Regions from separate parts of the Mus musculus genome. Here region 2 is linked to region 1. The links are chromatin loops, found by intact Hi-C in ENCODE. Cell type or tissue: left cerebral cortex. All regions are shown on one strand. Links, peaks and the distances in the headings refer to the core of each region. The heading gives the core; the rest is flanking DNA.

Region 1 (13,012 bases), core at 1,718-9,717:
ATTTAAGTGAGACCATTGTTTTAATCAACTGCCTTCTGTACTCTCCCTATCCTTCTCTTCCTCATTTCTCTGTCTTCTTCCTTTGCCTCAATTACCTCTGCCTTCTTAGTGCACATTTATTGTATAAAGTGATAGGCATCATGATGACAATTTTCGTCAAATATATCATGTACTTTAATCATATTCACATCCTATTACCCACATTTCCTTTCCCCATCTTGGTCCTCCTCTTTCACTCCTAAAATTGTTTTCTCCCTCACACACACACACACACACACACACACACACACACACCCTAGGTTCTACATATGAAAGGAAACGTGACATTTGCCTGTCTAATTCTGCCTTGTTTTGCTTCCTGTGATGATCTACATTTCCTTCAATTACCTGCAGTTGACAGAATTGCATTTTTATTTGCAGCAGAATAAGGCGCCATCGTGTATCTATGGCACTTTTTTTTTTTTGTCCATACATCTATTGATGGACACATGGGCTGGTTCTGTAACTTAGCTATTATAAAATTCTGCTATATCACAAGTGGGGAGATTTGTCTATAGTAAGCTGATTTTGATTATGTAGTTTGATTTTCAGTGTTTTGAGAAAACTCCAGTCTTATTTACATAGTGGATTTGTCAAGTTACATCATCATAAACAAGGTATAAATGTTCCTTTCCCCTTATATTATTGTCAGCATTTTGTTTTTTAACTGATAGCCATTCTGTCAGGAGTGAGATGGAATCTCAATGGAGTTTTGATTGGCATTTTTTGATGGCTGAGGACGCTGAATTTGTTTTCATGTATCTATTGGCCATCTGTATTTTGACATTCAAGAAAGAAGTGTTTTTGTCTTATTTGCCAGTTTATTGACAGAATGTGTGTGTGTGTGTGTGTGTGTGTGTGTGTGTGCACAAAAGTATGTATGTAAGTATATGTGTGTGGGTGTATGTATGTATGTGTATGTATATTTGTGTGTGTGTGTGTGTGTGTATATGTGTGTGTGTGTGTGTGTGTGTGTGTGTATGTGTAAACTTTTAGTTTCTTCACTTATTCTAGGTACTAATAGTCTGTCAGATGTTTATCTGGCAAAGCTTTCTTGTCAGTCTGTAGTTGCCTCTTCAATGTTAATTGGTTTTGTTTGTTTGTTTGTTTTTGAAAATTATTTCTGTGAGCTATTAGAGACCTTTCAAACCACCCTTGCCTATGTTTGTGTCTTCATGTTTCCCCCTAGTAATTTCAGAGTCCCGAGTCTTATACTAAGGCCTTTATTCAGGCTTCAAACTCAGTTTTGAACTCTGAGGAAAGTGGTCCTCATACCCATTCCCATGTTAATCTGCGCAGCCTCAGAAGACTGGACTTGTTGATGTTCTCTCATGGAAGGAGAGATGTGAAGGGTCACTAGGCCCAAACACCCATTCTCTCCAGTGGAAACTCCCAAGCAGCATGTAACCCTGCTCCTAGACATGGCATTAGGGTGGCATGCAGGTTATACAGGAGGTATAGAGCAACTGAAGGAGCCTCCACATATGAGCTTTTGGGTGTGTTAGCACACATGCTGGATGGGACGTTTCTGTAACATAGCTGTTTTCCGGTCAGCCAGTGTCAGCCATCCATCTCCTGTGAGTAAATACCAGAGGCACATTGTTTCACCCATGATGGACTTGGTATCATTGCTTGTCTCTCATCAGTGGCCTGAGTCAAAGAGATGATCATTCTTTTCTCATCCCCAAAAAAGCAATACAACAGTAGCCCAGGCTGGCCTTGAACTCCCATCTCACTGCCTCACCCTGGAAAGTACAGGAATTGTGGGTGCACCATCACCCCCTACTCTTTCAACTTTTCTCTATCATGAAATCTTACCCCCTCATTTGCTTCTTTCTCAACAGTTATGACTAAAATCTATAGGTTTTGGGTAGTTCCAAAGACCAACACTTTCCCTCTGTTCTCTCAACAACAAAAATAAGTAGAAAAGGAAGGTGTGCTTTTGTTCATTAAGTTCCTTGTAGTTCCTGCGCTTATATGAACTTTCCATGTGACATTACCATAGCAGGAAGCCTTCTCCATACTGAGCACAGACTTCTTTACTTGAGATCATCCCTGTGCAGCAGAGGATTTGACATAGAACCAAGAAAAATAATATCTACACTATTAAAAGTTAGGAGCTTAAAATAAATAGAGGCTCAGAGAAAAGAACCCATGGAAAGAGACATCAGGGTCCACACTCCATGGCTCCTTTCTTTTGGTTTAAATGGCTTTTTACAAATGGGCCAAGCATCACTTGCTATAATTTTGATGAATACTGTGTGTACATTCTCCCTTTGCCCTGGTTAGGATGTGGGAGGACAGGAAGCAAGTGTGACATAGTGTATTTATAAAGCCAAGTCAGGCCTGGTTCACCAAGGACTCTTAAATGCTATTGATAAATAATGCATACACAGAAGCTCCAGTTTGGAATTGAATTAAATCCTGAGTTCAAATGTGTTCTCTCTCTGCTTATATCTACCTCATTTCCTAGAAAAATGTGTCAGTGAAGTTCAGTATCAGTAGCTTAGAGGAGTAAGAAACAAACCCTAGAGAAATAGTGCGTGTTTCTGGCTTTGGCCTAGAAACAGATTTTCAGCTTCCTACAGTGATACCGTGGCAGGCACAACATTGCTCTTCGAGCTGATTTGAGAACAGAACGCTAAGATGGCCTCACAGAAGTGGCTAATAACTGCATTCTAAACCCCATTTGTACAAGACTTAAGGGAGGTGCAGTATTCCATAAGCCCTGTAAACATGGGATTTGTTATAGGCGTTGAGAAGTATACATGCCATAATGAAAGCTGTCTAGAGAACAGAAGCTATCAGATACAGAAGAGTCTGGTCCTGTTGATGAAGGACACAAATCCACTTGAGACATACTAGAGCAAGCTTTATGAGAGTGCGCATTTGATAAAAATAATAGAGTGAAAAAAGCTATGGGCTATTTCTTACCCTAGAAACTTTTAGATAAAGAAAACTGGGTGGACTAATTTACAGAGGGTATAAAAGATGGGATACAAGGGGGTGGGGGTGGAGAAAGACAATGTACAGTCTATGGAGGGACACAATCAGTCTCACCTGGGAGCTCACAGAAGCATCTAATCTCTAAATCAAAATCTAAAGGACTGGGGCTATTCATCTCGGTATTAGTAAGTACTCTACATCTCTGAGATGCATACTAACCATTGAGAACAGCCTTTGTCTTTATAGAACAGGTAGAACCAGCCAGAACTAAGCATCGGGGCCAGGAGTTGGACTTCTGTGTTTCCCTTTCTGATTCTTCTGAGTATGTATTTCATAGGGCACATTTCTCTGTATCCACAGCCTCTTCCTCCTATGGCATCCTTCCTAAGGTGAGTTAACTGGGGTCAAAGAGATGGCTAAGCCATTAAGAACACTTGCTACTCTCATGGAAGATCAAGCATCAGTTCCCAGAATCCACTTGGCTTACAATCAACTGAATGAAACTCCAGTTCCAGGCTTGTGACACTCTGCAGGCCTCCAGGATGCACATGGCATACCTACATACATGCAGGCAAAACACTCCTACACAAAATAAAAGTAAATAAATCTTAAGAAAACAATGAGGTAATTATCATTCATCAGAAGGCTGAATTCTAACATGAGCCAAATTCTCTATGTCTGAGGCGTTTATATGATACAACAAGTGGAAAATTCTAAACCTAATCTCATGTGACATGATGCCATTGAAATAGTCATTTTTTTTACCCAAACTCTTTTCTTTTGATCTGCTAAGTCAAGCTGCTGAATTTGAACCTTTATCCAGCCTGGCCTTCAGAAACCTGCTTTACTAATGCCTGTGAGAAGCTGAATGAAGCTCAGGTCTTCCTCAGGCTTGACTTCAGTGGTTCTCTACCATGAGCTCAGCAGGCTCAAACCTGTGCTTCAGTTCATTCCAATTCACGGCATGTGGTGCAGAGTCTGCAGGTCTCAGCTGGCAACAAAACTCTGATTAGTGAATGAGTTTCTGACTCATAGGATCCACACACTCTACTGCCTCTCAAGATCTTTTTTATTTAATGTCAAAATGGCCTGGAGTCGAACTGTGCTTAGATGTCAATATGGTTGGTAGTTGAGCTCTGTGTCAGTGTTGACTGTAAGTAGGCTCATAGATCTTTGCTTTTAGCCGTTTTGTGGGATATAGGGTTGACTAGAGTGGAAAAAAGAGAGTCTCAGGGGGTTAATAAATCGGAGAAGATGGGGTGTTTGCTTTACAGTGCTGATGACCAGACTTTTTTTTAAATTAAATTGTTTTATTTATTTACATTCCAACTGTTGCCCTTCCTCCCAGCTGCACCCTCAGAATTTTTCACCTCATCCTTCCCTCCCCTTTGTCTCTGAGAGGGTGCTCCCCCCGACCCCTGCCAACTATGCCTTTCCCCACCCTGCAAGTCCCTTCCCTGGGGCATCAAGTCTTTATAGAATTAGGTGCATCCTCTCCCACTGAGGCCAGACAAGGCAGTCTTCTGCTACATATAAGCCAGGCAGGGCAGTGTGTGTGTGTGTGTGTGTGTGTGTGTGATGGGCCAACCCATGTATACTCTTTGATTGGTGGCTTGGTCTCTGGGAATTCTGAGGGGACCAGGTTAGTTACTGTTCTTCCTATGGGGTGGCCATCCCTTTCAAGTCATTCCATCCTTTCCCTAACTTTTCCATAGAGGTGACTGTCCTCATTCCAATGGTTGGCTGGAAGTATTTGTATCTGTCTCTGTCAGCTGCTGGTAGAGCCTCTCAGAGGATAGCCACGTTAAACTTCTGTCTGCAAGCACAATATAACATCAGTAATAGTGTCAGTGTTTAGTGCCTGCGCATGGGATGGATCCTAGTTAGGCCGGTCTTTGAATGGCCTTTTCTTCAGTCTCTGCTCCATTTTTGTCCCTGCATTTTTTTTTTTAAAGACAGGATCCATCCTGGCAGATCCTGCTTTTATTATTATTATTATTATTATTATTATTATTATTATTATTATTTGTATGTATGTTCATAAGAGAAATTGGTTAATAAGAGTCTTTCCTGAATTGGTATGATGGAGCAACAAATATTAAAACAATAGTTTTAAAAAACCATATTTCTATAATCAGGTACTTATAAAGAACAACTGATTTTTCAAATTGAATGATTTTATAGGCGGGAATTCTGCTTAGCACTTTTGCAATGCGTAGAGTCCCAGTGTCATTAGAACATAATATTCTGCTATTGAAACAGTTTCACTTAAATGGCAAGAATATACAGAGTTTACCACAAAGACAAAATGAGAGGCATAGGACTTATCCTAAGTAATATAGAGTTAAGTAGGGCTACAGACTAGCAAACAGGTAAGGAAGACACTGTATGAATACTGCCATAAGAGGAGAGCCAATGCTCCAGGGGCCCAGGACTTTGGGGTGAATAGCGCGCACGCGCGCGCACACATATACACACACACACACACACACACACACACACACACACGCACACGCACACGTGCGCGCGCGCACACACACATTGTCTATGCATGGGTATATGCAGGAATACTTATTAACATCACACAGTTCAATTACAACCAGAGACATTCTTTTGAGATGTGTTCGCCTCAAGTACTGATCTGCATTGGGTTTTGAAATAAAATTTCTTTTTCTTCTTCATTGGAAAGAAAATATTTGGATGAATTTTTCTATTTTATGCCAACACAGATTAAATAATGAAATATGTTTCTGGATCCTGAAAGTGTAAGTTAATGTATTTGACAAGATTTCTGTTCAGTTTTGCTAGTTCAGATTCCCTTTCCCCTAATTATTCATTTTCTGCAAACTTCCTTTTTATTAACATATGTTACCTTGTACATTTTTCCACATGTCTATTTTATCAATGTTCTTTTTTTTTTTTTATGTCAAATGCTACTGGCTTGTGTTTTTCTTTTATTTTCTTAAGGACTGCAGTTTCTCTGTAGTCTGTCCTTACAATCTATAAAGCATTCTGGCCTGGAGGACTTTCCACAAGTCATCCCTGTGTAGGAGGTGCTGTTACTGTTGCCATTCTTGAGATGACCCTGGGGGAGCAGGTAGGCTATGTAGCTTCCACTGGGTTTTAAATGAGCACAGGCAGCTTCAGACCTACTGTGTGTGGGTTTAGCAGCAGTTCCTCTTAGCAATCCTAAAATATCTCAGATAACTGCATCTTAGACATACATAAATTATCTGGCTCTAGAATGCATGAATTTTCTTGTTCTGTTTTCAAATTCACTAATTGCTCTTTTTAGTTTTCTTTAAATTCATTTAGTTTCCTTCACATTTCTCCTTTAGATAGTCCACGTGCAATGCTTCTTTCTCTTTTAGTTTCAAAACCAACGTTCCGTTAAATTTGGCACAAAGCCGCCTCCATATGAGCAAGCTGCAACCTAATCTAGTGTATAAATGAGCTGCAACTGAACTGCTATATTCTTGCAATAAGTAGCCAAGTCTCTGCAAACCAAGCAGCTGGGCTCTCAGCTGATCACAGCCTGCTGACTGCTCAGTGTGTCCAAAGAACGCTTTTCTCCATCCAACTATTTTTACATGTCACTTCCTGGTTCAGCTTGCTACCTGATTCATGAATCTCCTCTCTGCTTAAGTAAATAAACTGCTAAATTTAGTCCATTTAAAGATGTTCTTGCAACAGTAATGAGAGGTTTGAACACAAAACCGAGGGAAGCATGCAGTACCTCACTATCTCATATAAATGGTCTCTTGATTATTACTCTGTGCATATTCTCAGTTATAAGCATTGTCCTCTATTGTGACCAAGCAATTACTCAGAAGCGCACAGAGGCATTAATTTCCAAATAATTAGATTTTATTTGATTACTTTCTTTAGTAATTTCTATTTTTACTGAACAATAATAAGAGTATGTGATTTCTACTATTTTCAACTCTTGGATCTGTTAAGATCTTTTGGGATCTCTTTCAATAGAGAAATAGGGTCTTTACTGAAAGGGAAAATTTTTTTTCAGAGTAAATGAAAACATTTAGCTATGTCTAATAAATATTCAAGACTATAATGTTAAAATTAAGAGCCAAAGAAAAGGGAGAAAAGAAAAATATTGTCTGTACAGTGTTGATTAAAACTAATAATCAACTCCAGTTCCATTTGCATTAAACTTTGTATGTTTTCTTCTTCAGGAGAGCCTTTCCTCTCTATGTGGACTATATTTTATTGATGCTTATTCTGTAGTTTAGAAATGTATCTATTATTATCTATACTTCCTGATAACCTTAAGTTTGTAAAGGACACCTCCTCAGAGGAGAAGCAGCCCCTTTCTCTCTTCATGTGAAGAATACTCCATGGCTCTCATTTTGTTAGACACCCCTCAATTCCCAACATAGTCTCTCACATTTGTTAAAAACCAAGATTACGACTAATGAGTCACTGGTTGAACCACAAACCCCTTCATCTTCAGGAACTCTTTGACACAGTAAATCCCGAAACTATTTCCATATACTTGCTATTTCATTAATGTATCTGAGTTGTTTCTATATTTATGTATTTCTATCCTGCAGTGGAATTCTCCTGAATTTGTGCTCTGTGTGTAATATTTTAGAAAAATGGGTTAAATTGTTTGATCTTAAAATGTCTTCAGATAATTTCAGTAGTGCAGTTCTGCTGAGTATGAAATGGAAATTTTGCAATTCAAAGTGTACAGGCATTTATTTACTTGATAATAAGTATTTACATGATACTTATTATAGTATAGTACTATACAACATCAACCTGGGCACTTTATTGGCTGTGCCCTCTTTGAATACTCCAACTTTTACTTCCTCTTTATTCTAGGAAATAAATATCCAGTGTGGTCTCCACAGAGGGTCTTTTACGCTCCCTTGCATTCGAACATGGCTTTCCTTCTGGACAGAAGGGCTGTCTTCACCAGAGAACTGAAGGCTTTAACTCCATTTTAAGTGAGTGAACTGAATTTTCCGTTTTACTTCAGCCAGCCTTCATGAATCTAGTTCAGTAACCTCTTTGCATTGCAAGTGAGTTCCTCTGAATTGACGCTAGCCTCTTCTATAGAGAGAAATGGTGATATAGTGCAGATTTTATTATAGATTGTAGGCTCTAGTTAATAATTAGATATCTGAAGGAAACTTTTATAGCCCATATAGTAAAGAGAAACAGAGGGGTATATTGGTGTGTTCAGGTGGGATCTTTTTGAGCTCTCCTTCTCTTCTCATGGAGTTGAGCTAGAAGTGAATCAAACATTCTTCTCCTCCCATCTGACTTTCCTCTACCCTCACACCAATATGATTGGCCCCAAAGCTCTCCTTCCATGTTCTTTCTGATTATATTCTCTCCTACAAAGCATATCCGTGTTTAAACAAATATTTCAAGACATGAAACGTGACTCAAAACCTTCTTTTCCTTATTCTGGCACCTTGAGTGAATGAAGCTGCAGTCTTCTAAGAATGCAGAAGAGAGACTCGAACAGGATCTGGGGTGGAGGGAGAACTTTTGTGCTGACAAAGAGATTGATTTCTGAGCGTTTGAAATGTCCTTTTCTCAGGATGTAGTACAAAATGTAAGCATGGATCATTATTTTTTTTTTCTGCCTCCTGGGGGCCTTGCTTTGAACTCGGTACATAGCAGATGCTGTGCAGAGAATAAAGTACTTGATTCCATCCATCCACCTCCATTGTCATTCTCAAACATCCCCCCCCACCACCACACACACATACATAATGTCTATTCCTTGAACTTGTGTTTGCATTATTAGCAATTCTTGTGTTCCTCCTCCTTTTCTTCTTCTTGTTATCTTGTTGAAATTTTAGGGATTTTAATGAAAGGTAGAGAAAAAGTGTAGCTGTCTCAATTTCAATTGCATTGTTACCATTTAATTAAGGAAAAGTGTGCACATACTCTAAGGGAAAACATTGTAGAAATGTCTAATGAAATACAAACAATAGTACTGTGTGGGCTCCTCTTTGGATTTCCTTCCAGTAAACATAGAGGACACTGTAGCACAAACCTCCACTTTCCTGTCACCAACCGAGTTGCTCTTCAGATCTGTTATGGGCACATTGTTCTAACTTACAGTTCATATATGCGGCTTGAGTACTTCGGATTCAAAATACCTGTCCCCAGAAATATTTTTCAAATGATATTAGTTTCTTCTTTTGAATTTAGGAATATTAAATATATGGAGTAAGGTATCTTGGGAATGGAACCCCAAGATTTCTATAACATGAAATTCATTGTTTGTAGATATCTTAAAACAGCTTGAAGAAACTTTTATGTAGTATTTTTAAAATTTTATCTGTATTTTGATTGAAATCTGTCACATGAGGTCAAATGGAGAATTTTCCTACTTTGTCAAAATTCACTGTTTGGGACTTTGCAGATGAAAGATGTTCAACTAGTGACTGCCTGAAGAGTTTAGCCTCAGACTCAGCGAATAGGAATTCTTGGAACCATAGAGGGGAAATGTAGTTCCTTACACAGACCCTTCAGCCAGATCTCCCCTAAATCCACATTCTAGTGCTGTTACCTACAAATGGCTCCACTGTGCTGGTTCCTAAACACCTGCATTTTCCATCACAGAAAGGAGAACATGCAAACATCCTTTCGATGAACAGACACTGTGATGGTAGAATACAGGTATTGTAGGCAATTAACACAGTAAAGCCAGACAGGAATAGCTGACATGTTATAAATATTCAATGAATGCTCTTTGCTTTTCTTAAAAGAACCAGCTTTCCCTCTTGAATATTTTTAAAATTATATACAACTTAAAGCCCAATTAAGCGCCTTTTGTCTAGGATGCCTTGACTAGTCACTATTCTTCATATTCCAGCCAAATTGTTGCCTAGGATATTCCTAAGGTTTTATTTCTTAATTTTGCTATCTGTCAGAGTTGCTCAGGCGACCGGGGAGCTACGTGACTTTTTCTTTTGCTTCTCTCTGCTGGGTTGTGGGAGTAATGTTATTGACTATAAAGTTTTCATGAAATTGCTCACTGTCATTTCCAGGACACCCACGGCAGTGATTAACCCAGCATGGAGAGTGCATCGCCAAATACCGTGATGAGTTGTGTGCAAAACTTTAAAATAGCTTGCTCTCTCATCTCTAACCAATGCTCCCATTAGGCAGAGTGGGCTACAACCTTGCTGGGGAGTGGGTGGTGCAGAAATGCTTGAAAGATTCTCTATTGAATGGATTCCTCATTTTCACTTGGTAGTTGTGATTCAAAGATGGCCTTTCAGTCTGGCTTGTTTAGCACACAGCCATCCAGCAAGAGGACTGTTGGGGAGGTAGGTAGCTCATTCTGCCTCCCCAGCACACCTCGTGGGTGAGCATAGCTGCCCTTAGGATTCTGGGAAGAACAAGCTGGAGTCCTGCTCTCGACGGCTGACAGGGTTATTGATTGACCTGGTTGGATGAGTGTCTTCCTTTTAGCACTGGGAACTTTGACACCCTGGGCACCTCCTCAGACCTGAGTAAGCTGGGACAGGCAGAGACCTTACACAAAAGTAAACATCCACTTTCTCTTAATGACCAGGTCTATGAACGTAGGTAAGCATTAAGCCTTCTACCGGCAGATTTCCACTTTATGATGTGATAATGTCTTCTTCACAGTGTGGTAGGAATAAGATGCTATATTGTTATCAAGGCCAGGCATGGTATAGACTTGGGAGGCAGAGACAAGAGGATCATGAATTTAAGGCCAGCATGTGGTGCACAGTGAGATTCTATTTTATATTTAAAAGATTAAAACAAACAAACAAACAAACAAACAACCCTACCAACCAACCAAGCAAACATGCTTTGTGCCCTGTGAGGCAATGTGTCAGTGTCAGCTGATTTTGTCATGAAAGCTATTGTTCTTTTGGCCCTATCAGACTAGTTTACAGGATGAAATTTAAAAGAGGCTGTGGTTTTTAACCCAGCTATCTCCCAAATGAAAACCTATTTTTTTCAACAAGTTTTAAGTGCAACAACTAAGCAGATATCCCTAACCCTCTATGCTATTTTCCAGCCGTATGCCTTGAGTTACTTGCATTTAGTCTCCCTTTGCTTGCTCTGCTGTAGTTGTCTGTCCTCATGTAGAACACTCGTGGCAATTCTGCTTCATGCTCAACCTCACTGTGACTGTCTCTTTTTTCTCTACCTGGTGGCCTTTCTTCTGGACCTTCACCTGTCTCATAGATAACTCGTAGTTCCTGGCCTCCCTGGGACCCCTGGCTGGGATCAGAAGCCCAACCTTTCTACCTCCTCTGCCCAGTCATTTGGCTGTTCATCCTTTTATTAACCAATCAGAGGTAATTGGGGAACATTCTTTACACCACATTGATTCTTCAATATTCATGACAATGCCTATGTCCAGACTGTAACTATATCTCGAGGCATGGAAATCAGCCTCTGAGTACACAGTGCACAAGATCTTCCTCAACACTACACTGATGGTTCCAGAATAGAGATAATTTCCCAAGGCTTAAACTCTTTATTTTGAAGTCTTCTTCAAAGCAGTAGCAAACACGAATTCAAGTGAATTGCCTAGGAATTGGCAGAAGATGTGAACATGGGACCCAGGGGTTCTTGCTTATACTTTGGGTATAGGTGCCCATTCAGACCTTTAACGTGGCCTTACTCAAACCTGCTATTCTAACCTGCAGACGAAAGGGCCATTTTTCTCAGAATTGGTGCTTCTTGACTCCTGACTATAAGTGCAGCACACTTTAGGAATTATCATTCTGTGGCAATGCAGGTAGTTCCCAGAGCTTGATCCTTTTCAGGACTTTTGTAGTCTCTTTTTGGACCCTGATGTATTTTTTCCATTTAATTAATATGCTAAGTAATGATCTTGTTTTTATATTTCTGTGCCCTTGTTGTTAACTGCTTTAGATGGACTCTAGCATAGAGGATTCTATTTTTAAATTTTTTTATTTCAATATTAAAAATTCCCTCTTTTAAAAATGTGCTGTAAGTTAATTACTTTATTTTCTATTGGTTATTTATTTACATTTCAAATGTTGCCCCCCCTTCACAATCTCCTCTACACAAACATCCTCTTCCCCTCCCTTTTGCCTCTAAGAGGATGCTCCCCCCCCACACACACACACACCCACCTCTCTGATCTAGCATCCATCCCCCTATGCTGGGGCATCAAGCCTCCACAGGACCAAGGGCTCCCATTTTCAATCAACAAGTACAAAGTGAAAAAGCAAGCTGACACTCACACTTATAGTTTATTAGTCAAGTTATTGTCTTGTCTATTTCTGTTTTCTAAAGGAGAAATAAACAATTAAATCAGATGACCCAAGTATAAATAACATAAACTTCTTGATGGCTTTTAAAATCAACTTTTAAAAATTATTTTATTTTTTTACAGTTCGTAATTGGGAAAACAAAAGACCAGAATAACATTGTGTAAGGTATCACTAACCTAAGAGGTTGTAGACTTTTAGAAATGAGGGCAAGGGATCCAAAAGGAGATCGTTTATAGGGAGGAAGGGGGAACTAATCTGCAAGACATATTGGGTATAACAGCTCAATTGTTAGGTAGTATTCGCAAACTGTTCTTTATCTCACAGAGTTAATACAGCTAAAGTAGAAGATGTATTGGATTTCAGCTTTTCTGTGACAGTAAGTTGCTTGTATGACTCTTCATTTATTATATGACGTTTTCTGACTTCAGGTCTAACTGGGCCATGGGGATGTTGCTTGGCACTAATGGAAAAGGAATAGTGGGACTAGCAACAGAAGGATGGAGAAAGGAAGGGGAGGGGTGGGTAACTCCCCAGTTAGGTCTGCTCCTTCTCCTGATCTGCAGCAGATGTTATCAGCTAAACTCAAACAGCTGATCCTTGATTTAAGGATAATTTGTTTATTATTATAGTAACCAGAGTCTGTAAATCTCCATTATACACTGAGGAGAGCTGAAGAAAACAGAACATGCTAAAAGCACTAAACCACTCACATTTTTTTTAGCTTCTTCTCCCAAAAGATGAAAGAGTGATAAGAT
Region 2 (13,012 bases), core at 2,815-10,814, 50 kb after region 1:
GGGGGACTTTTGGTATGGGGATAGCATTGGAAATGTAAATGAGGAAAATACCTAATACATATATATATATATATGTATATATATATATATATATATATATATATATATATATATATAATTACAAATACCAAAAAAAAAAAAAAAAGAGTTGCTCTTGGTAATGGTGTCTGTTCACAGCAGTAAAACCCTAGCTAAGGTTGTCCTACTACAGATACTTGTTTGTCTGTATTCATTGTTGCTCTATTTATAATAGCCTAGAAATGGAAACAATCTAGATTCCCATCAACTCTCAAATGAATAATGAAATATGTATTATTGATGTAATGGAGTATTATTCAGCTGTTAAGGAAAACAAGAAATTGGCAGATATAAGTAGATGGAACTGGAAACTATCATCTGCTTAGGGTAACTACGACCCAGAAAGATAAATATTGCATATTAGCTTGGATCTTCAGATAGATGTGCTTCATTTGATAGAGGTCCAGGAATTAGTGAAGGGTCAGAGAGGCAGTGTGTGTGGGCTTTAAAGTAAGGAGAAATGGGGAATAGTGGGACAGGTTTAATGGTATGTGGTATTAGAGGACTGGGCAGAGTAGGGAGTATGAAGAGACATAAATAACACTAAATAATATTCAAAAAAATTCTTAAGGAAACCCACTAGCACATCAGCTTCCTAAAATATATGCATTACTTCCATCAGTCTGCACTGTTTATATACAGGGAAAAACTTTCACCAATTAGTTTATCCATAGATAATCGATCTCTCGATCACGTTTTGATCTTATGCTCCTCTGGGACCACAGCTTTCACATGCTGCTTCTGTATGTTTGTGGCTGCTTCCAAATTCTGGTGCCCAGGGTATCAACGATCTGAGTCAAACCAGCTAGAATTTAGCCATTCAGACTGCTCTCAGACAAGTATTAGCCCTTGCTCAATATTTTTTGTGCCTCCTGAGAGAAGAGTCCTGATAAGCAAGATTTATTTACAGTCCCCCTGTGGCAGGCTGAACGTGGGAAACATGTCAAATTCTGTGGATTTCCCAATCCTTTGTTCTGGAATTTGATTGTGGTATTACAATGGCCTGTAGCTTATATTCTAAAGTCCTCAGATGTTTGAATACAGACATTGTTAATTTTTCTGTCTCTGTTACTATGTAGGTCTCATTTCGTGCGGTAATTTTAGAAACCAAAGCAAATGAAGAAATACATTTATAATGTTGAATCAAGGCCAAATCACAAAGTTTATTGTATTTTCATTTGTTATAGGGAATGAGTTTTAATGTTAGAGGAAAAAGTTACAATGTGATTCCTTGAGACTCATGAGCCAAGATGGTCCTGACTACTTGAGGATAGAACAGAGCTGTGTTATAACCATCACCTTGACAATAGGAGTTCTGCTAGGGTAGGATGAAAAAAGAAATGTGAAGAAATGAGAAAATTCTTACAGGAATGCCAATGGTACGCTGGTTGCAAAAGAGTCGGGCCCAAATGTGCAATTGGTATAAAATGCATGCTAAGGAGGAGATAGATAGGGTTTTGTTGTTGTTGTTGCTTTTGTTTCTATTTATATTTGTATTTTCTTACTCAAAAGTAAAATTTGAATCATAGAACAACAGTTTTAACTATTTTCATTTATTTATTCTGCAAAAGCATCTTTTGAGGAACATATGGCATCTAAAGATTTAAAGAGTAAAACTCCAAGTGTTGCTTTTAAAGTGTGCCTTTAAATTGTTCCTCTGTGAGCATCCAAGGCTGAATTTTCACAGACATGGACACAGACACGGACACGGACATGGACAGGGACACGTAGACACACCCTCTTCAAGACTTAGGTCTCCTTTCTTTGATGCAGATCTCCTTGCATCTGCTTAGCTTCAATCTTACTCCAATTTGTTCTCAGATTGAACTCACCTTAGTAAGACCGTAAGCCATTGATCTTTCAGCCTTGGAACTTTGCAACTGCCATGTTATTGGCAGTGAGAATAACAGCCTAACAGGTGACTGAAGTGGAAACTTAAGGTTTCTTTGGAAAGACGGTTGGATGGTGTTTGCCTGGGCAAACACCTGAAGGAATATCTTGTTAAAGTGGACACAGGTGTGAAAGGCTAAGGCAGACCAGTGAGGACACAGGAGAGAGGATGTTTTGCTAAAGCAAGCACATGAAAGGACACGTGATGGAGGATTCTTTGCTAAGGACACGCATGTATTGGTCAACCTTACATTGTGTAGTTGTGCTGCATTTGTTGAGATATCATAGAGAGAAATGCATCAAAAACCTTCTGGTGGTGTGCTGCAGTTTGTTGCCACTTCTAAGGACTCAGGCTGAATGGATGTACGTGCTGTGACAAGAGCTGTGAGGCAAGACCCGTACTGAGGCAAGGCCCATGGAGGACATGTGATGTTTGGAGGGTATCAATAGGACTCCACGGAGCGGCAGAGACTGAACTTGTCTTGCTGGTACAGCTAGCTGTGCAACGCTTGTGGGTCTTAAGTCTTCGCTGATCTTTGCTTCCCTGAGAGAGGCACAGCCGAGAACTTCTGGTGTTCCTGTTGGTCCCTCCTGCTGACTTGAGCCAAGGCTGAGGCCTGGCTGTCTCTGCTAGGTTGTGTCACCACTGTTGCTAACCTGACTCTACCAGACTGAACTGCTAATGTATCCAGGAAGTGTTTGCAAGTAGATAGAGCTGCCTCTGCCTGCTGACCTGTGAACTGAACCGTTGTTTTCCAGACAGCACAGGCTGGAGCTGCTCCAAAGAACCTTTCTAAATGGGTCCACTTCCCCTCGTGCTCCCCATATCCTTTCTTTTCTACTACCTCTGCCGGGTGGTGGGCTACAAGAGAGGTTAAAGCATTTGAGAACTATCATTAAAAATAGGATTTGAAAAAAAAATTAAAGTTACAGGTGTCTGTATCTAGGAGATTTCAGCCCTTGTGGAAATGGCTATTAGGGCAGTTGTGAAATGTGTGTCCCACTATCAATTTTATTCTTGCAAATGCTTGTATTCTCAATTGTTTGGAAAAAAGTCTCTTAATTGAGATAATATAGAAAACTGATTTGAGGTTCCTTTCTACCATGGGAGCTTAGTAAATATATACCACCCATGCCTTTATTTGTTTATTTATTTTTATTAATTTTAAACAACGTTTTCCAGGGTAGCTCAGGTTGACTGCAAACCCACTATTCTCCTACCATTGCCTTGCTAGTGCTGGAGCCATAGTGATGTATTCCTATCCCAGTTGTCTCTCACCATCCCCAATATTTTTGTTCTAAGTAGTCAGAGGAAGGTGAGCTGTGGGTATTTGTGAAGAATCAGCCATAGTGTTTCATGAAAACAGAGTAAGTAAACTTGATATATCCTACATGAAACTAATGGTTTATCTATAGTAGAAAGGATTTCTTTAAAATATTTCATGAACATATTGATTTGTTGCTTTCTTCTACGTGTATACATGGCCAACCATATTCTAGGCACCTGATTTACAGAAGTAATAGAACAGAAAAGACACTTTTCTTCGTGGAGTTTAGATTCTAAGGGTGAGAGAAGAGATATAGAAGAGAATAAACATGACTTAGAAGTCTGTTTTATTGTATACTAGAAGATGAACAGTACTAAGAAAATGAAAATAGACTGACAAAAGATATTGGAAGTACAGAAAACAGGATGGACCAATCACACTTTAAACATTGTACTTTAGAACAACCCTGTCTCTGCTACCCATAACCTTAGTCAACCTTTTTAAAATGTTTTTTTAAAGTTCCACTAAATAAATATTTTAAGTTTAGGTGTTTGTGTGCAACCACTTTATAGCTGTCCCTTTCTTGCTTGGTTGGTTTTACATAACATTTTAAAATATGAAAAAGCTTGGCTATCTTGTGGGCTCTATAAGAATATAGAACAGAGTAGATTTCATCAATTGCCAGTGGTTTGCCAGGCTCTCGCCTGAAGTATATCAAATTGAAAAGTTTACTTTCAGGGCCTATGCTTGGATGCACATGGAGGAATGTACACTATCCTGAGGGTTCTCTGTGTTTCCTTCCTTTCTTTCCCTCTCAAGAAGGCCTACCAGAATGCAAATAAGATTGATATGTGTAATAGGAATACATTTTAATCAGCCCTCATAATTGTTAGTATTCGTGGTGACTTAGCTATAGATGACTGGTTTCCCTGTATACAATGCAGGAAAACAGGATGAAGCCCCATATTACTTCCTCAGCAGCAGCCAGCACAGGAGCTAGGGTTAGTCCTCAGTAGTAAATCCTGACTCTGCTACAAAGCTTCCCACACCTGGTGTTCCAGCATTAGCTCACCAGTTACAGGAGTTTGCACAAGGATCCAGAATGACAAAGACCCTCCATCCCCTGTCCAATCTCTCTTTATTCCTGTTTCTTCTTTCCCTGAAACAAAGAGGTAACTGTGTGTATTTGCTATACAAAAGGGAAAAAATATCTAAGGTTGCCATGACTTGATAAAGAGCCAGTGGTTATAATAATATATGAAAACTGAGACTCTCAATGAAACTCATATGTGTGTGTGTGTGTGTGTGTGTGTGTGTGTGTGTATATATATATATAAAACCTTGGCAATGTGATTTTCATTGTGCTATAGGACATTAGGTATGGAAATCCTCACACACATACCTTTTCAACATTTGATGCGCTTGTTAGCAGCATTTCTATTGATCGGACAGAAGAACAAGTAACTGGTTGTACACAGCCGAAACCTGATGGATCAAAGCCCGATCTGTGCCAGGTTGCTTGGGAGCCTTATTGCCCCTTTTTTACAAGCACACGAATATCTGCTTCATTTGTAAATATTCACAACATGTGATGCACTGGGGAAGTTTGGTGATGACTGCTAGCATGACAATTGTCATATTTTAGGCATTTTGAAGAATGTGATTTTAGGCTTTTTGTATCTATGGATACCAACATGGCCTACCTGGCTTGTTTCCATGGTTGCCTTTTAAGTCGGTCTTTGGAGGAAGACCTACGTGATTGATAATTCCTCTCAGCGTGTGGGAGATTTTGCTCTACCTGAGATATCTTGTAAGGCAGGAGACAGAGACCCAGGCTTGGGTGATACCTAGGCCCTCCCTGAATATTTTGTACTACCCATGCAACCACATGATCACTTTCATTTCTGTTTTTAGCTTATCCTAAAGTCACCCTACATTGTTTTTTCTTTTGGCCCAAGCCTGTTCTCGAAGACAATCAAGTGCATTGTTATGCCAACTGTTTCTCTAGTTAGTTGTCAATTCCATAGTAAGCCTCTGTTGGATGGCCCCTCTTACATACTCTGTTTTCTCTGCAGCCCTTTACTTTGTGGAGAGTTGCCTTTTGAAGCCCGACTAGCACATAAGCACCATTGAGCAGAAAACTCATGCCTCTCCTGTCCCCACTGACCCAGGACAGAACCACAGACAGCATATAGAACCACTGCTTGGGAAAGCTTTATTGAATGATGAGATAAAACCCAGCAGAGACACACTGTCGATACATGGGGACGTTTGTAAAATACACATGTCACCTCAGTACATCACGGGGGAAGGCTGCACTGTTATTAGAAGTTCATTGATATAAACTGCAGAAAACACAGGAAGCTTCTAGAAAAGAACACAGTTCACTGTGAGCAAGTTCTGAGAGCTATTTTATCTGCTCATAGCAGTTGGAAATCTTGCTTAGCTTGCAATTGATTTTCCAAACAATGGTGATTAACACAAGCTACAAAAATACCCTCTGAATCATCAAAGAAAATTAGATTCTATTTAACAGAGAACCTGTGAGTTCCCACCAGATGCATCTCTTAATTATTTCAAAATCTGATTCGCTGTTAATCAGGCCGCATGAGTAACGAGAGGAGTTTATTTCCTAGTCTAGCAGGGTAACACTAGGTTTTCGGTGATGTGATCGCTCAAAGACAGTGTATCTGCAAAAATGTCTGGGAGGAAGCAGGAAGCAAATATACCTTAATTCTTCCTAGTTTGGTATATAATCCAATGGTATGGGAAATTGAAACTAAGAAAAAAAATTGAAAATATGAACGGTCAGACTCATCCTCAATAGCCACCAACACACACCTATGGGATGCCAGATGGCAAAATCTCCTTGACTTACTTGCCCAGGACACCTGCACCTAAATTAGACCTTTCTCTGGTGCACTAATTAGAGCTACTCACCTGGGAAGAGTTGGGTTTGGAGAGAGAGACCAACCAGATTGACACTGCCCCAGGCTGTGAAGAAACAACAAAATGAAACATCTAGCTCACCGAGTGGTAAGCCAATCATTATCTTTTTAGTTCAAAGTCCTAAAAATTAGAATACAGAAGATGTGCCGTCAGAGATGGGCCAGCTGGGGATATACAAACAGCGGGTATCGTGGTTCAAACGGCCATGGTAATCTGCTCATGTTTTTTTATTATTATTTTTAATATCCCATGATTGCAACATATGCCTCGTAAGTCTTCAGAATGATGTGAGGTGGTATATCACTGTGTGTGCAAAGAATTCCTAATGACTACAAGCCACTGTGACCAGCTTTCTAAGTGGAGTGAAGGGAACATTTGAGATGTAATAATGAGTTTTAGGCCCAATTCACTCAGGGTGGAGGAAGTTAATAACCACAGGGAAGAATGTATTAGTAAAAGAAGCCACTTTTAATCAGAACAGTAGCAAAGGCTTCAGTTGGGAACATGGAGTGCAGGAGTGGAAGTGAAGGCACAGAAGAGAAAATAGAGTGCCCGCCTACCCTCCTTACTGTAGGAACTCGAAATACATTTTTTTTTGTTTTAATGCACGCTCTTTGTTTTCATGCTAGGAATTGAGGAGTTGGGATAGCTTCCATCATAACAAGAAGTAAAAAGCTGAAAACTGAAAGTCAGCAGCTCTTCTGGAATCTTGAGATAACATGTCAAGCCACTGCCCTCCAAAGCAAAGGTGGACGAGTAGATACAGAGGTTCCCAGCTCCTGTGAACAGAAACCCCAATGTCAGCCCTAGCCAGGATCCAAATGTGTAACTGATGAAGGGCAAGAGGCTCGATGGATAAAGGTGAAAGATAGCATAAGGGTAATCGCTCTTGGTGGGGGGGTGGGGGATATGCCTGTGAATTTTGTTTGCAGGTGTTCTCACAATGAAGATCAGAGGAATCAAGGGTGGGAAAGGCTGGGGAAGCGGGGGTCAATCGGTAAAGAATTGTAGTGTGGAGTATAAGGGAATTTGGTCAAAATACATTGTGTGAAATTCTCAAATAATTAATAAAACATTATCTTCTTAAATTTATTCATAATCCAGCCATTGCCCTCCCCTCTTGATCCCCCTCTCACAATTCCCCACCCCATTCCTCTTTCCCTTGTCTCTGAGAGGATGGTCCCCCACTACCAAGCCTCCCCCATCCCTGGAGCCTTAAATCTCTCAAGGATTAGGCACATCTCTCCCACTGAGGCCAGGCCAGGCAGTTCTCTGCTATATATGTGTCAGGGGCCTCAGACCAGCTCATATATGCTGCCTGGTTGGTGGCACAGTGTCTGGGAGCTCCCAAGGTGTCTAGGTTAGTTGAGACTTCTGGTCTTCCTATGGGTTGCCCCCCTCTTCAGCTTCTTCCATCTTCCTCATAATTCAACCATAGTGGTCTCCAACTTCAGTCCAGTGGTTGGGTGTAGTATCTGTGTTTGTCTCAGTCATCTCCTGATTGGGCCTCTCAGAGAACGGCCATGCTAGGCTCCTGTCCCAAGCACATTATAGCATCAGGAATAGTGTCAGGACTTGCTGTCTCCCCATGAGAAGGATCCTCAGTTGGGCATATCAGTCTCTTCTCCATTTTTATCCCTGCAGTCCTTTTATAAAGGAACACTTCTCAATCAGAAAGTTTGACTGTGGGTTGGTAATACTCTCCCTCCCCTTGAGGTCTTATCTAGTGCAGGTGGACTCTTTGAGTTCTCTCTCTCCACTGTTGGGCATTTCATGTAAGGTCACTCTGAGAGCATCATGTGTTTTGCAGGCAAATGGATGGAACTAGAATATAACATCCTGAGTGAGGTAACCCAGACCCAAAAGGACATATATGTTATATACTCACTAATAAGTGGATATTAGACAAAAAGTACAGAATACCTAGGATACAATCCACAGAATTTAAGGACTTTAACAAGCAGAAAGACCAAGTGAGGATGCATGCGTCAATCCCACTTAGTAGGGGGGGAAGAAAATAACCATGGGAGGCAGAGGAAGGGAGAGAGGGATTTGGGTGGGTAGGGGAACAGAATCAGGTATGGGAGGTGGGAACTTGAGAGGGCCAGCAGAATGAATGGAAATATGCAGCCTCTGAAGGTGGAAGGTGGGGAGACCCTCTAGAAAATCCTAGAGACCTGAGAGGTGAGAGAGTCTCAGAACTCAATGGGAGTGACCTTAGATGTAATATTATCTTTAAAAAAAGAAAGATCAGTGAAAATAACCTGTGCTTCCAGCATAAAAATTGTTGAAGTTTGATCTGTTGCTATGCATTGTAATGCTAATTCTGTAGGAGAAGGTCTAAGCCTACTATCACAAAGGAGCAAATTCTCACACCCACAGGCTTTTGCTGTGTAAATAATATTCCTTGATTTAAAACAATTGGTTAAATAAAATTGGCTACAGCCAATTACTGGAGGGATTAGAGGTAGGAACATTTGGAGTGACCTGGTTGGGGGAGAGAAAGGAGAGGAGGAGATGAAGAAAGGGGCGAGGGAATGGGAGGAGAGGATCCATGAGCAAATGGCCAGGAGAAACAGTAAGTAGCCAAATAGCACTGGAGAGGTAGCCAGGTCAGCAGCCAGAAGAGTAGATTAGGGATGACCCTGAAGAAATTGTCAAGGCCAAATAAAATAACCATAGTCTGAGTCTCATTTATTCCTAAGCTAGTTGGAGATAAGTTTAAATTGATTGAACTACAAAGGGAGGAATAGAGGTGTTTTTCAGTATGCCAAAACATGCTGTTCATAATGAATCCTGACCTCCCAGGGTCCCTAAATGATACACTTGACTCTGGAGTGCACTGTGTACAGAGGAAACTGATGATGATGGGAGAGCAACAGATCTCCTTAGTCACTTGACTGATATCAAAACTTGACTTGGCCACTTACCCTTTTTCCAGTCTGCTTCCTCCTTTGGCCTTTCTTTCTACAGGAGTGTTCCCACGCATGTAAAATATGCAGTAGCCATTTCTTTAATGAGTTTCAGGGTAAAGTGTTCTGAGAGGTATGGTTAAGCACTACCATGGCTAGTGTGTAAAGAATTAAAAAGCCAGCCAGTGGTGGCAAACACCTTTAATCCCAGCACTTGGGAGGCAGAGGCAGGTGGATTTCTGAGTTCGAGGCCAGCCTGGTCTACAGAGTGAGTACCAGGACAGCCAGGGCTACACAGAGAAATCCTGTCTCAAAAAACCAAACCAAACAAACAAACAAAGAAAATATGAAAAAAAAAAAAGAATTAGATTCTTTCTGTGGAAGTTGGAGCCCAAGAAAGAGAACATCATAGCCAGCCTACCTCTCGTTTGCCAATTGAGCGTAACTCCAGCCAATAGAGCTTTGGCAGTGATGAAAATGTTTGTGCTGCCCAACAGAGCAGCCCCTTGCCACATGGAACTATAGAACATTTGAAATATGTCTAGTTCAACACAGAACCTTGAATCTTTAATTTTATGTAATATTAATCTAGACATTGAAGGGTTCTTCCTTTCTAATATTAAAATGCAGAAGCAGAAGATGTATTTAATATGGTCACATTGAGAAGAGGAAGAGAGCCAGTGACCTTCCCCCTCCCATGTCTATCTTCAAGGTCCCAACATGAAGGGAAGGCTTAAATAGATGCTAAGAAATATGCACATGTAAGCAGACCAGCCAAAGTGTTGTTCTCTACTTATCACCGTTTGCATGTTTCCTCAGTAAGTTGAGCCAAATTCTTGGATTTATTGAGACTGTGGGGGCAAGGAAAAGAAGCACCGCCTCTTTAAAGGGATTAAACAGACTGTTTTGCTGTGCTGCCTATGAAAAACAGCAGGTGCAGCGAGATCGAGATCACTTTGACCTTCGTGCAGCCTCTCAAGAGCAACAGAGGAAATTCTCACATGCAAGAGCCTTTTTCTGTACCAGAAGGGACAGATACATCCTTGTCTTCAAGGCAGAGCTTTTAAGATGGGAAATCTGAACAGATTTTGTTAGAAAAACCCTTATTCTTTAAGCCTTCCCACATGGCAGTCATGCGTTCACAGCTTCCTCTTCTTTCTCCACTTTGGTGTAGTAGAAACAATTCTACCTTCTCCTGGCGGCCTTTGTTTCCTTAAGTGTGTCTCCATGTTATGTAAAACTTACATATTACTCTGATAGGGTGGTCTATGCTATGCAATTGGCTTGCCAGATCCAGGTCAGACTCTCATTGTCAGAAATTATTGTTGTATTACCTATATGGAGTTTTAAACTTCAAAGTACCATTTTGAAACTAAAAATGTCTAAAGAGAAAGTAGCTAAAGCCATGATTATTAAATATATATTGGATGATACTGAGATAAGACCCTCCTCCCCAGAGAATCTTGATCCAAAGATTTCTCTGATAGCTGACATACAGATAAGGCTCTGAACAGCTTGTAACACCAGGAACATGTTTTGCCAGCAAAGGCTATGTTAATGGAGAAGGCATTTTGTGAATGGTTTGGATCTTGTCCTGCTGAGACCTGAAAAACTATGATAACCTTAAAATTGTCCCCAATAGCAGGGGAAACGGGGCTGCTTATATACAGGCTCCCATCATTATCTGAGGCTTTACTCTAGGTATGGTCATTGGCATTCTACAACTTCCAGTTCCTGTGGCCAGGTTGCTATTTAGCCAGATACAACTCTGAGAAAACCATATAGCAGCATGAGTAAGTGTAGGAATTTCAGGTCCTGTGTCTGCTCCACCACAGGGCTCAACCACTCATGGAGGCAGGTTGCTGAAAGTCGACCAAACAAGCTTACCCTACACTGTTGCCCAGCAGGTGCTGGGCTGTAGGGCAGCTCCAGGACACTGTTCCAGGGGTGGGGAAGCCGGAGGCTGGGACCATCTGGTTCTCAAACACGCATGTGCCGCTTTGAGCTGCCGGAGAGCTGAGAACAAAGTGGGGCCCATGGGCTAGATCTAGCCTGGGACTGGAGAGAAAGAGGGGAGCTTCAGCTAGTCCCGCCGTGATAGTCCTTGGCTTGTTGGTGGCAGCAGGCTTGAGGTTGGGCTTGGTGGCAGCTGTGGCTGGCAGCGCAGAGAGGACTTTTATGGCTCTGTAGGTGAAGGCCTTCTTCATGGCTCCCACGGAGGATCCTGATGAAGAGTGGTTTTAAGGCATTTACTGTCATGGTGAAAAGTGGATGAGTAAAACCGTACCCCACTTCTCAGGGCGGGCCTGAGGTTGTTTAACCTTTTTGCAGCAAAGAGTGTCTGGGAAGGAAAGCCTATTGGCTAAGCCCTCTAGGCCTTTAGGTACCTCATTAAAATGGAGATCTGTCTTGAGCCTATATGACCACAGGTCATGTCCTTTACCTGTGGAAATGCTTGGAATGTTACCCATATGTGACTGATGGCCACAAATCTATGGGGGAGAGGGGCTGTGGCTAGTGACAGGGCTTGGTGTCCCGGAACAGGCGAACCACCTACTGTCTGTCCCTTCAGGGTTTCTGGAGTTTCAAGCCTTAGCTCAACCAGAAACCAGGTTACGTTTCTCAGTCCCACAAGTAAGAATCTTCATGTATGGTTCACAACTGTCTCCAAGAGCTTCCAGTGACCATTAGGATGAGCTAGGAGTCAATGGACCAAACGTACATTTCTCAGTTATTCAGGAATATCATCAAATTCATCCTAGATACCACTGTACGGTCTGTCCTACATACAGGAGAAGTGCAGATACTTAACCAGAATCAAAGGAAATTGTAAGATGAGAATTTCAGAAATTGAGGCAAAACAGGAAATAGGAACTTCATTATTTTAGGGTCTCAACATCTACATAACCCTATTGTTCCCTCTTTTCACAACAGGAGTTTCTTAACTTCAGGATGTCTCAGACTCTACCAGTCATTTCAGTCACCAACAGCTACAGTGCATGGCACTTGCTTCTCTCAGCCCTTCCCAGAGGGTCCATATCCATGCAGGTCACTCCATGAAAGTGTCTGGTTTGTGCATCCCATTGGTATAGAATTCTGATAGTAGATATGAGCATATTGGTTTGCTAAACTGTATCTACTATAGCTGCATATATATGGTACACTACTAAGATTTTCTTACTTGTGAGAGGCGATCATGGACTACATAGAAATATTCTATAAAAAGAAAGAGAAGAAATAGGAAACAACTGAACATGGTGGTAATCACTTGCATTTCTGGTATCCAAGAGGCCAAGGTCATTTTTGGCTTCATTATGAGTTTGAAGTCAGACTGGAACATATGAGAGCCAATTTTCAACACAACAACAAAAAATTGAAGTAGAATATCAACTACCTATTATATTATTCAGTAAGATAATTTGTAGTTCTGAAAACCCAGACCCAGGCAGATCAAATCATGAAATTATACACATGGTACTAGATGAGTGGAGTTGCTAGTTGAAGCCAGGAATAGACAGTATTTCTCTCCTACACGGCATCTGTCATTTTCTATCCTTTCAAGTTAACATATTCAAGGTGTCTTAAGAGAGAAGTTGACACATATGGACATGCAAAAACCTTAAGTTCCCATTCACCTTCCAGAGAACCACTTGATTGACTTTGGTGTGTTAGACAAGTTCCTATTTCCCATTGATTCTGGTCTCACAAAATAAGTATAAGGAATGAATATAATACATTAGTTGTATGTTGATTGCATGTGAAACCATTAATATTTGAAGCATACATGGGAGATAGCTGATATATTTCTTACACTTTAATATTGCATATACAGCTATTACAAAATTTCTCATGACAGTACTAGAGCGAAAGAAATCCTGGTAGCTTCCAGTCCCCTGGCTACTCTTTGCTTTCAGG

Evidence for each region. A loop is a pair of places that touch in the nucleus more often than their neighbours do. Peaks named below come from ENCODE experiments on the same cell type or tissue, not always from the same donor. Only the 100,000 strongest peaks of a DNase experiment are listed, where the experiment ranks them.
Region 2: it touches region 1 in a loop (3-fold over the local background); 2 of 42 quality-filtered maps call a loop at or near these places.

What each region holds. Positions count from the first base shown.
Region 1 is chr2:138,545,261-138,558,272 of GRCm38, forward strand. No RefSeq gene overlaps it. Among named protein-coding and RNA genes, the nearest start is that of Gm14061, 29 kb to the right of the region's middle. In left cerebral cortex, for the core only: no CTCF peak of the experiment used is centred there; DNase peaks (open chromatin) are centred at 6,114 and 6,446; H3K27ac peaks cover 617 bases.
Region 2 is chr2:138,594,133-138,607,144 of GRCm38, forward strand. All of the region lies in intron 3 of Gm14061 (a long non-coding RNA gene), which reads left to right. Among named protein-coding and RNA genes, the nearest start is that of Gm14061, 20 kb to the left of the region's middle. In left cerebral cortex, for the core only: no CTCF peak of the experiment used is centred there; DNase peaks (open chromatin) are centred at 6,704 and 10,176.